Linked DNA regions of Homo sapiens: region 1 is linked to region 2. A link is an interaction called in ENCODE POLR2A ChIA-PET data of the cell type or tissue named here. Cell type or tissue: MCF 10A. All regions are shown on one strand.

Region 1 (5,000 bases), 1.2 Mb before region 2:
AAAATTAACAGAAGACTTATTCATAATAGTCCAAACCTGTAAACAATTCTAATGGTCATCAAAAAAGAATAAGAAAATAAAATATGATGTTATATATATTCATTTAGTGGAAAACTACTTAGCAAAAAGAAGATGTCATCTACTGATACATACAAATCATGAATGTAAAAAACACAGATTATTCTGACTAGACAGAGTCAGACATATACAAGCACATATTGTAGAATTCTATTTAAATCAACTTCTGAAGTAGGTAAAACTAACAGACAGTAGAAGTTGCCTCAGCAGAGACTGAATGGAAAGAAGCAAAGAATATGTTTGTGGGTGATGGAAAAAACTCTGTTGTTTAGGTGGTGGTAACATGAATGCATGCTATTACAAAAACTGATTAATAGAAATACTTAACTATTTATTTTATGATACGTAAATTATACTTCAACATAAAGTTGAGAAAACAAGGGGAGCTGCAGATAAAGACTAACAAATTTATTAGCAAGTTCAATAAGTGTAATTATTTCTCATCTCCAACCGGTAAAAGATAAAATTGGGAAATGATTTCAGCTATGGTATGACGTGAGCAAGAAGTTAGCCCTTGTTGCTATAAGCCACTGAGATTGTGGGATTGTTTGTTCATGAGACATAACCAAGCAAAAGGTGTTACTTGTTCCAAGACAAATTAGCCACCTATTTCTGCCGTTTAAAAATAAATCTCGAGGCCAAGGCGGGCGGATCATGAGGTCAGGAAATCGAGACCATCCTGGCTAACACGGTGAAACCCCGTCTCTACTAAAAAATACAAAAAATTAGCCGGGCGTGGTGGCGGGCACCTGTAGTTCCAGCTACTAGGGAGGCTGAGGCAGGAGAATGGCGTGAACCCGGGAGGCGGAGCTTGCAGTGAGCCAAGATCGAGCCGCTGCACTCCAGCCTGGGCGACAGAGCAAGACTCGGTCTCAAAAAATAAAAATAAAAAAAAAAACTCACCATCTTCAAATGTTTAAAGTATAAAATATATTAATTACCTATAATTTGTTTGCTTACTTGTTTTTGCTTGTTTTGATGTTTGCTGTTTATTATTTCTAGTGAGATGGTAAAATTCTACACAGCCAAGGCCAAGTAACAGGGAGTATAGAAATTGATATTGGAGGCTAGAAATACGATAATCTATGATATGCCTTTTTTAATACTAATAACTTAAAATGATTATCACGGCTGCAAATGGCAATTATTTTCATGTTAGTAGAGGGATGAATCTTTTTCTTTTCTGAATTACTGAAGGTCAGAGAAGAAAAGAAAGTTTCTGACAATCCTCATCCTATCTCCTAATATTCTTTGCTTCCAGAAAAATGAGTGCTAAGGCTAGAAGAAAGGGAGGTATTTGAAACCAACATATATTAACTGAATACTATGTATTTGGCATTTTTGTGGGATGCTTTGTGTACATTGTGTTGTTTAATCTTCATTAATCTTCATTTAAAGGTACAAATTATCTATTATAATCACTGTTTTAGAGATGAAGAAATTGGGGCTCACGGATTAAATGACACCTATTTTTCATATCACACACTACAAAATCTCAAACACAGGTGAGTATGATGGTGAAGAGGGTGTACTATGTTTCCTGTCTTTATTTATCCTAAAACAATTGCCAAAGTCTCCCATTTGTGAGTCAGAACAGCTTTATGACCTCCAAACCACTGTCCAAGGAATAGGAAGAAAAAGTGTTATTTGATTTGTGGTAAAGACAGCATATCAGATTTGTTTAATTGCTTCTTCATTATTTAGTTCTCAGAAACACCATCTATTAATCACCTGAGAGTTAATCATACTACATTGTATCCATTACAAGCAGAAGCCATTAGTCAGAAAGCCAACAGCAAAGACAGTGCTTATGAAAAGCAATCATCATTTTGGATGTGGGCCAGCATTTACCCAGCTGCCTGTTGGCTAATGACACACAACAGAACACTTTAGAGAGATATGGCTAAGAGGAAGCAGACATTTTATTTGTTTTCCAAAGAAAACAAAGAGTGAAATAAAAAAAAAAAGTACTCAGTGAAGTTAAAAAACATGTTCTTTTGGAATTTCTAATCATTTCTGAGTTTGTCATGGCTCACTAAAGATTAAAAATGTATCAGATGTGGTGTGCAGGCTATAAACAAATGCATCATCATGAAGAAACTGGGGAGAATAAAGGCAAAAAAAATGAAAACAACTAGAACTCTCCAGATTGAAGACAACCCAATTGTCCTTTTATTCAGAGACAATATGGCCACAAAAATTATGTGTTCAAAAAGACTTACATTTATCTTTTTGGAAAATGTATCCAACACTATGTGATGTAGTACCTCACTTAAACCTATCCCCTCCCTCTTCCTTCGGCAATCTAATTGATTTTAAAAGAGTTAACAGCAATTCTTTAGAAAGTGTTAATAAGGATATTTAGGCAATTCTAAAATGCCATTTTATACACACATTAGCAAATGCCATTCTTGGAGTCTATGTTATCTAGTAGCAGTCTGGGTGGTGTGGTGTCTTCTGAGGGGCTTCAGAGTACCTTTCATATGCAGGAAATATTTTCAGCAGTACGTTTGCAAACCATGAGATTCTACCACTAGAGTAACAGGTTTCAGGTGTGTGTCACTTTCCTACCTGTTAATCTTAAGGTTAAAAACAATTATTGGATTTCTCAAAGAATGATACTGGAACTCACTGAATTTTGGGAAAGTAAAATCCAGAGACTCGAATGGTGCCTTCATCTATTCAGGCAGCTGTAACAAATTTATAAGCAACAGAATTTATAAGCAGAGTAATTTATAAGCAGAGTAATTTATAAGCAACAGAATTCATTGTTCACAGTCCTGAAGGCTGGAAAGTCCAAGATCAAGATGCCAACAGATTCAACATGCGGCAAGGGCCCATTCCTTGTAGATAACACATTTTGCTGCATTTTCACATGGCAAAAGGGGTGAACAAGCTCCCTCAAGCGTTTTTCACAAGGGCACTAATTTCATTTTTAAGGGCAGAGCCCTCTTGACCTAATCAGCCAAAAGCCTCGCCTGGTAATACCGTGACCTTGGGGGTTAGGTTTCAACATGTGAATCTTGAGGAAATACAATTCTTCAGACCATAACAAATGTATAAAACGATAGCAAGCTTTGTAGTTCTTCACAGGCACTCTAATGTCTGAGCACAACTACTACTTACATGTTCAACCTCTTCAGTTTTATCAGCCATATTTGGCGTAACATATATGACTTTTTTGGTTTTTTTTTGTTTTTTTGTTTTTTTTGTGATGGAGTTTCACTCTTGTCACCCAGGCTGGTGTGCAACGGTGTGATCTCAGTTCACTGCAACCTCCACCTCCCGGGTTCAAGCAATTCTCCTGCCTCAGCCTCCCAAGTAGCTGGGATTACAGGCACCCGCCACCACACCTGGCTAATTTTCATATTTTTAGTAGAGATGGTGTTTCACCATGTTGCCCAGGCTGGTCTCGAACTCCTGACCTCAGGTGATCCACCCACCTCGGCCTCCCAAAGCGCTGGAATTACAGGCATGAACCACCACACCCGGCCCATATATGACTTTTTTAAGGTCTCATCTAAAAATATCCAAGTGACATGGTCCAGCAAAATTTGATGGAACCCCATAAAGAGAAAGAAAGAAAAATACAAGAAATTTTTACCAGTATTCCAAATTTCCTAGTTATTGCCATGCTTTATATCTGGAAAGGCATTCTGACTGGGCCTTATACAGAGGTATATAATGAAAGAAAATGGAAATTTAGGTAGGCAAATGTTTATTGAAGTTTTATGCAATGTGCAAGAAATATACACATTATCTCATTTAATCTTATCAATAATTGTAGACATTCTTTGCCTGTCATCTATATGGGGAATCTGGAGATCAGCTAGTTTGTGTATTTTGCCTAAATTCATATAGGACTTTAATTAAGCAATTTTTGTTTTTAAAACTTTTTTTTAAATTACCAAATCTTCATGTTTTTTCAGGTATATCTTCCCCTTATTTTATAATGCTGTAAGTTTTGCACTTGAAGAGATACTGGGGATATTCAGAATAGCTTAACATTGGTAACATCTTCATACATGACCTTCAATGGACATACAGAAGCAAAACTCCATATCCACTTCAACGGGGTTGCCATTTGAAATCGTGGGGTCGAGTCGTTGAGTGTGGCAATATCGTGCTAAACTAGGACTCACCGAGAGAGAAGTTGCTAAATGTGGTAAGCACTGGCCTTGTCCTTTAGCATAAATCTCAGGGCTACCTGACCTTGAGAGGAACCCCTACCAGCAGGTTAATGTTGGCCCCACTCTTCAGAGTTTACTGTTTTCATCTACAACAACTTAAATTGCAATGTAGGACCCCGTTTTTCCACATTGATGCCATGCTTTCCAATAGTTTCAATGTTATATTTTCCCATGTGCCGCTGGACTCCACTCTTAAGGCTTCCTATTAAAAAATAGACCACACAGTCTTTCTAAAACTCTCAGGAAGAAGGTACCTGACCTTTCCTAAACACCCAGAAGCCCCGTATCTGCCAACAGTACCCATACCAGGCAATAAACAGGCCTCACTGTACAAATAATATTTTGGAACAAGTTTGTGACATTTGTTGTTGAATCCCCAATGCATAGCAGGGAGTCTGGAATCTAATAAGTGCTTCCTCTCTATGTCTTGTTTTTCATTCATGCAGCAGCTATTTATTAAGAATCCTCATATCAGGAACTGTGATTGCACTGGAAACACAGGGAAAAGACTGAGGTCAAGGGAAGATGTGGACACCTAGGTGACCAGGTCATGATTAAAAGGATCAATTGGGGCACTTATGCAATATGACGTTTCCTTGAAGGGACCTGAATGGAGCAACCAAGTTAATTCTTGTATCAGGCAAGGCAGAATCTTGAAGGTTAACTAGGAGTTTTTCAGGTGGAAAGAGGGGTTATAAAAAAGACGTGGGAAATAATCCTGTAAACCAACCA
Region 2 (5,000 bases):
ATATGTTGCTATATAGATGTTTCTTCTTTTTTTCATCTCCATATAATTAGCAAGCCCCTTGAAGCAAAAATTACAGTTTTTCCTTCCATGAGTTTCAAAAAGCAAATTATTTGTAAGTTTTTAAATCATGCAGATGTGCTTATGCTCATGGGAGAATTGGATTTTCAGAATGAAAGACCCAGTAATTATGGACTACTCAGTGTCCTTTATCTGCAACCACTTAATGATCTTTAATTGGATTTGATTGAAGCGAGGCCCATGAACATTAATTTGGTTAAAAAATACACATGCTTTTGAGTTTCTTGAGCAAAGCTAACATGTTTATGAGGAAAGATACAAACTATCATCTTGGTTAAATCCATGATAATTCTATAATAAATTTGTAGCTGAAGTAAAAGACCCAATATTTATTTGCTAATAAAACTATAAAGTAGATAACAAGTAATCATAACATTATTGGCTCTTATACATGAATGTACAGGGTATCATTTTGTTGCCAAATGCATTTTGCTTTATGGTTTTACACTTAAACAACTATAACTTGAAAAATATTACAGGTATCAGTTCTACTTTGTCGGAAATGAGAAATACCTGTGCAAGTCTGAAAACAGACCATTGACAGATTCTGTTAGATAAGATCTGAATTATTGCCCAGTGTGGCTAGGACAAAGCATTCATTTAAAGGCAAATCAGTTGTCTTTTCTTTATTAAGAAGCCAAGTCATTATTATCCATGCTTATCCTTTAAAAGCAATGATTGTGAATAAGTGGATCAGGTGCCAATTCTAGGTTCACACTCTCTCCCAGTGCTTGTTTATTAGACTATGCATATTACAAGGTTTGGGATAGTGGTTCAGTATCTTAGGAAAGTGTTTCCATAGTCACGAATACAAGGATAATGTGTTTGTTACAAGGCTGGCATATGTGTTGAGCTGTGCTAAGAAGCCCACCTAAAATAGCCTGGAAGAGACTGCTTCTGATGGCAGCATAAGTCGCATAAGCTGCAGCAGACAGCTTATTTTATTTTCTGTGTGGAAATAAGGTTGCTTTTTGATATTTTTCTTTTTAAGATTTGTGTTAGGAATATTCTTTTTCTTGAGGGGGAAGAACTGGTTTAAAAATTTTTAATACCACTTTTAAAGAAGACTCTCTTAAATGAGTAGAGTTGGATGGAGAAGGCTCACACCTCCCCCCAGCCACCAACCCCCAACCCTTTTTACAAAATCATTGTTAGTCTAGGCTTTTATTTTGGAATAGGGTGGCAGTTGTCATTGGTGCTGCCGGATCACACTGAACAAGTGTGGGTGGAGAGTTTGCTGATGCTTAAGTTGCTGTGAGTAGGTATAGCTTTCAGAGCAGTGTTTTTATTTGGTACCAGGATTACTGACAATCATGACTACTGGGAAAGGTAGGCTATTCTAATATATTCTGAAAAGTGTTTATAATTATTGCTGCTTGGCTAGGAAATGCTTAAATATTTTATAATTCCTGTGGTAACTAAAAATCATGGATGAAACATGGGAAAGATTGTTATGAATGTTGTTGGTATTTAAGCAGTGAAAAATTGTGAAACCTACAGGGAAATAAACATCAATGTTAACCTTCTAAGACTAGGAGAGAGGAAGTAGGCACAGTAGGCTGAGGCTAGCTGTGTTTTTATCTTCTGTTTATTTCATGGGCTTTTAATTTTTCTCTGCTTATGTTCACAGTATGAGGGTTATGAACATAAATCTATTTGCAATTGCAAGGTATTTGTTAATAACGCTAAGTGGTCTTGAAAATAATCTACTGGCTAGAAATTTCTAAGTTTTCCCAGTAGGTATAGAGGAAAAGCATAAATGATAGCAGTGCAAGGATGCTGCTTCTGTCTTAAGTCATTGTTTATTTTTTTCCCCTTTAAAAGATTTGCATTTTTAAAATGCAAAAATGTACAGGAAAACTACAAAAGAAGTATTGCTCACAAAAAATCTTCTTGATTAGGTTTCAGTCTTTCCACAGAGCTTTTTCTCAGGTTTGGCCAATATCGAAGTGATTTTAAAAGATTCTGTGTAAACAGGGTTTGCATTTAAAGGTATAGGGTACAGTTGATGTGATGGGAACAACCTGTATCACTGTCTTGCTTTCCTAGTGGTTTTGCTGGCAGACTCTTAATTTGTTGTCTTCAAAGGGTATTTCCAGACTCTTCTACTGAAACAGGTATTGCACAGAGTAAAATTGCATACAGTAACAAGTGTTTATTTGTCTCCTGCTGTGGGGAATTGGGCACACATCCAGGACTTCTGCTCAGTGTTTATTTTGTAATGGATTATTAAAGGTTTGTATAGCTATTTTCTTAAATTTGGTTAAGTTGGGCTGAAAGTACTGGAAGATGCCACATTTCTGCTCATATTTTTAAATTGAGAATTTAAAGTATATTTGTATTCTTTAATTGAGAATTTAAGGTATACAGTGATAATATTTTTATTTCATACCTAAGTATCATATTCTATTTTCAGGTTAAACTGCTGCAGGAAATCAATACCTGGGCAGGAGAGTTAAATAATTCATGTTCTGAAGTAACCTCTCTCAGAGCCTTTCCTTTGAGGATTTGAAAGTGTGTCACTTACAAGTAGCATTTGACTTAAGTTGTGATATTTTCATTTGTATTTAGCAACAGGTCAAAATAATATGAGAGTCAGCTTTTTCATGTTAAAAGCCATGGAGATAGCCTCCTGAATCTGAGTTTAAAATAAAGACGATTCTTTCACTTGATATATTTTTTCAAATTGCCTGCCTCCTTAGTCACTATCACCTGGAATTCAGGCTTACATGCTTTGGTAACTTTTACCCTCAGTAACTGCAGTCGTGATAGGAAACAAGGATTAAAATACTGTTTCTTATGGAAGTGGTATGTCTGAATCATGTATTAATTCATGACCATTAAAAATCTGCAAAATATAACAGCAGCAGGTCTCCCAAGGTGTGTAGAGTACTTTAGTGTTTTCAGAGCACTTTCCTGCGTTTTTTGTTTTATGAAGTTCACAGCAGCCCCATGAGGAGTAGGTAGGGCAGCTTTTGAACACAGATACTGAAGGTTTTGGGTTTTCTATAATTGGGTTAGTTGCAGGACAGGGGAGAGCCCTAGTTTTTGCTGTCTTAGACAAGTCTTTATTCCAGAAAGCCATTTTGTCAGGCCAAGTGCTCTGGAATCCCTCAGACTGGGTATGAGTGCCACCTCTGCATGGGCAGTTTGTGACCTGGGACTGGCAGCATGGCTGTCCACCTTCATTTTCTCATGTGCAAATTGGGGATGATAGTCCCTTTGCTGAGGAGCCAGTGAGGGGGCCTTGGGCCTGGCACATCAATCTCATCCTATTGATACAGGGACACATCCACTGTGGCAGCTCTAGGTGATCTCATAACAGGAGGTATGAAGGTTGAACTGAGGTTTAAAATAATATAGTTGATCTTTTTGTGTAGATATGGAAAGGTATTCTAAGAAAACAAGATGCAGAATTAAATGTATCCTAAGATCTTGTAAAAAGAAACCATCCAGTACCCAGATCTTGGTCACTAACACTACCAGGGCTCCTTGGGGAAATGGCTGAGTTTAGGGCTGGAGCAAGGTGAGCCAGTGTATCTCGCAGGGCCAGAAAGTAAGGAAGTGGTTGAAAAAATCAAAGAAAAAGCAAAACAAAACAACAGTGGGGGTATTGCTGAGAGACACAGGAGTCAACTGAAAGTGCTTCCAATAGCCAAAGCTAGAATGCTTTAAGCAACACAGTGAAGTATTGTTGAGTTTTAACCCAAAGTATAAAATAAATGTTAATGATCCATACGATGTAAACAAAATGATTGAAAAGTGTGTAAATGGAGATGAAGAGACGAACCTCTTGTGCAGAATTATTCCAAATCATTTATGCAAATATCCCATTCTAAAGGAGGGGAGCATAACTTCCTAGTCGGTCAGTGTGGTGGGTGTTCTTGATAGGATGTGATGAGAATGGCATTTTACCTCTGTGGTCTTCCTCCCAAAGCCCCATAAGCTCTGTGGAAACATGGCAGAAGCCTCAGGCAAACCCAAAATGAAAGATATTCTGTAAACTCCCTAACCATGTCAAGGTCATTGAAAACAAAGTCTGAGAAACTGTCACAACCTAGAAGAGCCTAGGGAGGCAGGATAACTAAATGTAATGTGGTGTCCTGAATGGGATCCTGGAGCAGATAAAGGACATTAGGGAAAAACTAAGGAATGCTGAATACGCTGGGGACAATAGTTAAAGGTAACAGTTGATCTGCGTGTTGGGTTATGTGCTTTAAGAAAATCTTTTTCACTGTTTCATGTATTTAAAACAGGTCATTAAAAAAAACAAAACATACAAAGATTAAAGACATGGACACCAGTAAGGATACTATTTGGTAATACAGATCTACCTGAGAGATGAGGAAGACCCGAATTAGGTTGGCCTCAGTGGGACTGAGAGGGAATGGAAGTGAGAGGTGGTTCTAAGCAGCACTGACCACACCCAGTGCTTATTTAGGGCAGTGGGTGGGGAAAGACCTGGTGGGAGATAGGAGGGGAAGAGTTAAGAGCAATTCCATATTTTGGCCTGGACAAATGGTGGTAGGACCAACTGAAGTCAGGAACCTGGAGGGGAGAGCAGGTTTTGAGGGTAAGATGATTATAGGTGATTATAGTTTTGGACACTTGGACATAGAATTTTGTTTGTACGTGAGTTTGATTCAGGTAGGTTTGTATCTTGGAGTAGACTTGAGATTGCTATTAGAGGATTAAGTATTATTGGAACATGGCTATTTATGTTAAATTGTCATCTTCTTTCTCTTTGTCTTCGTATGTAGCGGTATGGTATTTGCCTCTCTAGCTAAAGAGGGTTCTGGAGAAAGAGATCATTAAAGCAGAGATGGAAGATTTGAAGGATTATTTGCACAAATGGCAAATAGCTCTTAGTGTAATTACTTTAAAGTATGAGAGAACATTCTGGTAGGAAACCTTTTCCAAAT

What was found. Peaks named below come from ENCODE experiments on the same cell type or tissue, not always from the same donor. Only the 100,000 strongest peaks of a DNase experiment are listed, where the experiment ranks them.
Region 1: POLR2A ChIA-PET joins it to region 2 with 5 read pairs; 1 of 35 experiments calls an interaction of 5 or more read pairs at or near these places.

What each region holds. Positions count from the first base shown.
Region 1 is chr2:122,640,787-122,645,786 of GRCh38, reverse strand. No RefSeq gene overlaps it. Among named protein-coding and RNA genes, the nearest start is that of LINC01826, 430 kb to the left of the region's middle. In MCF 10A, no CTCF peak of the experiment used is centred here; a DNase peak (open chromatin) is centred at 1,916.
Region 2 is chr2:121,486,680-121,491,679 of GRCh38, reverse strand. The region is part of intron 8 of CLASP1 (cytoplasmic linker associated protein 1); the gene reads left to right. Among named protein-coding and RNA genes, the nearest start is that of CLASP1-AS1, 41 kb to the left of the region's middle. RefSeq lists an enhancer at 2,029-2,238. In MCF 10A, no CTCF peak of the experiment used is centred here; a DNase peak (open chromatin) is centred at 2,209.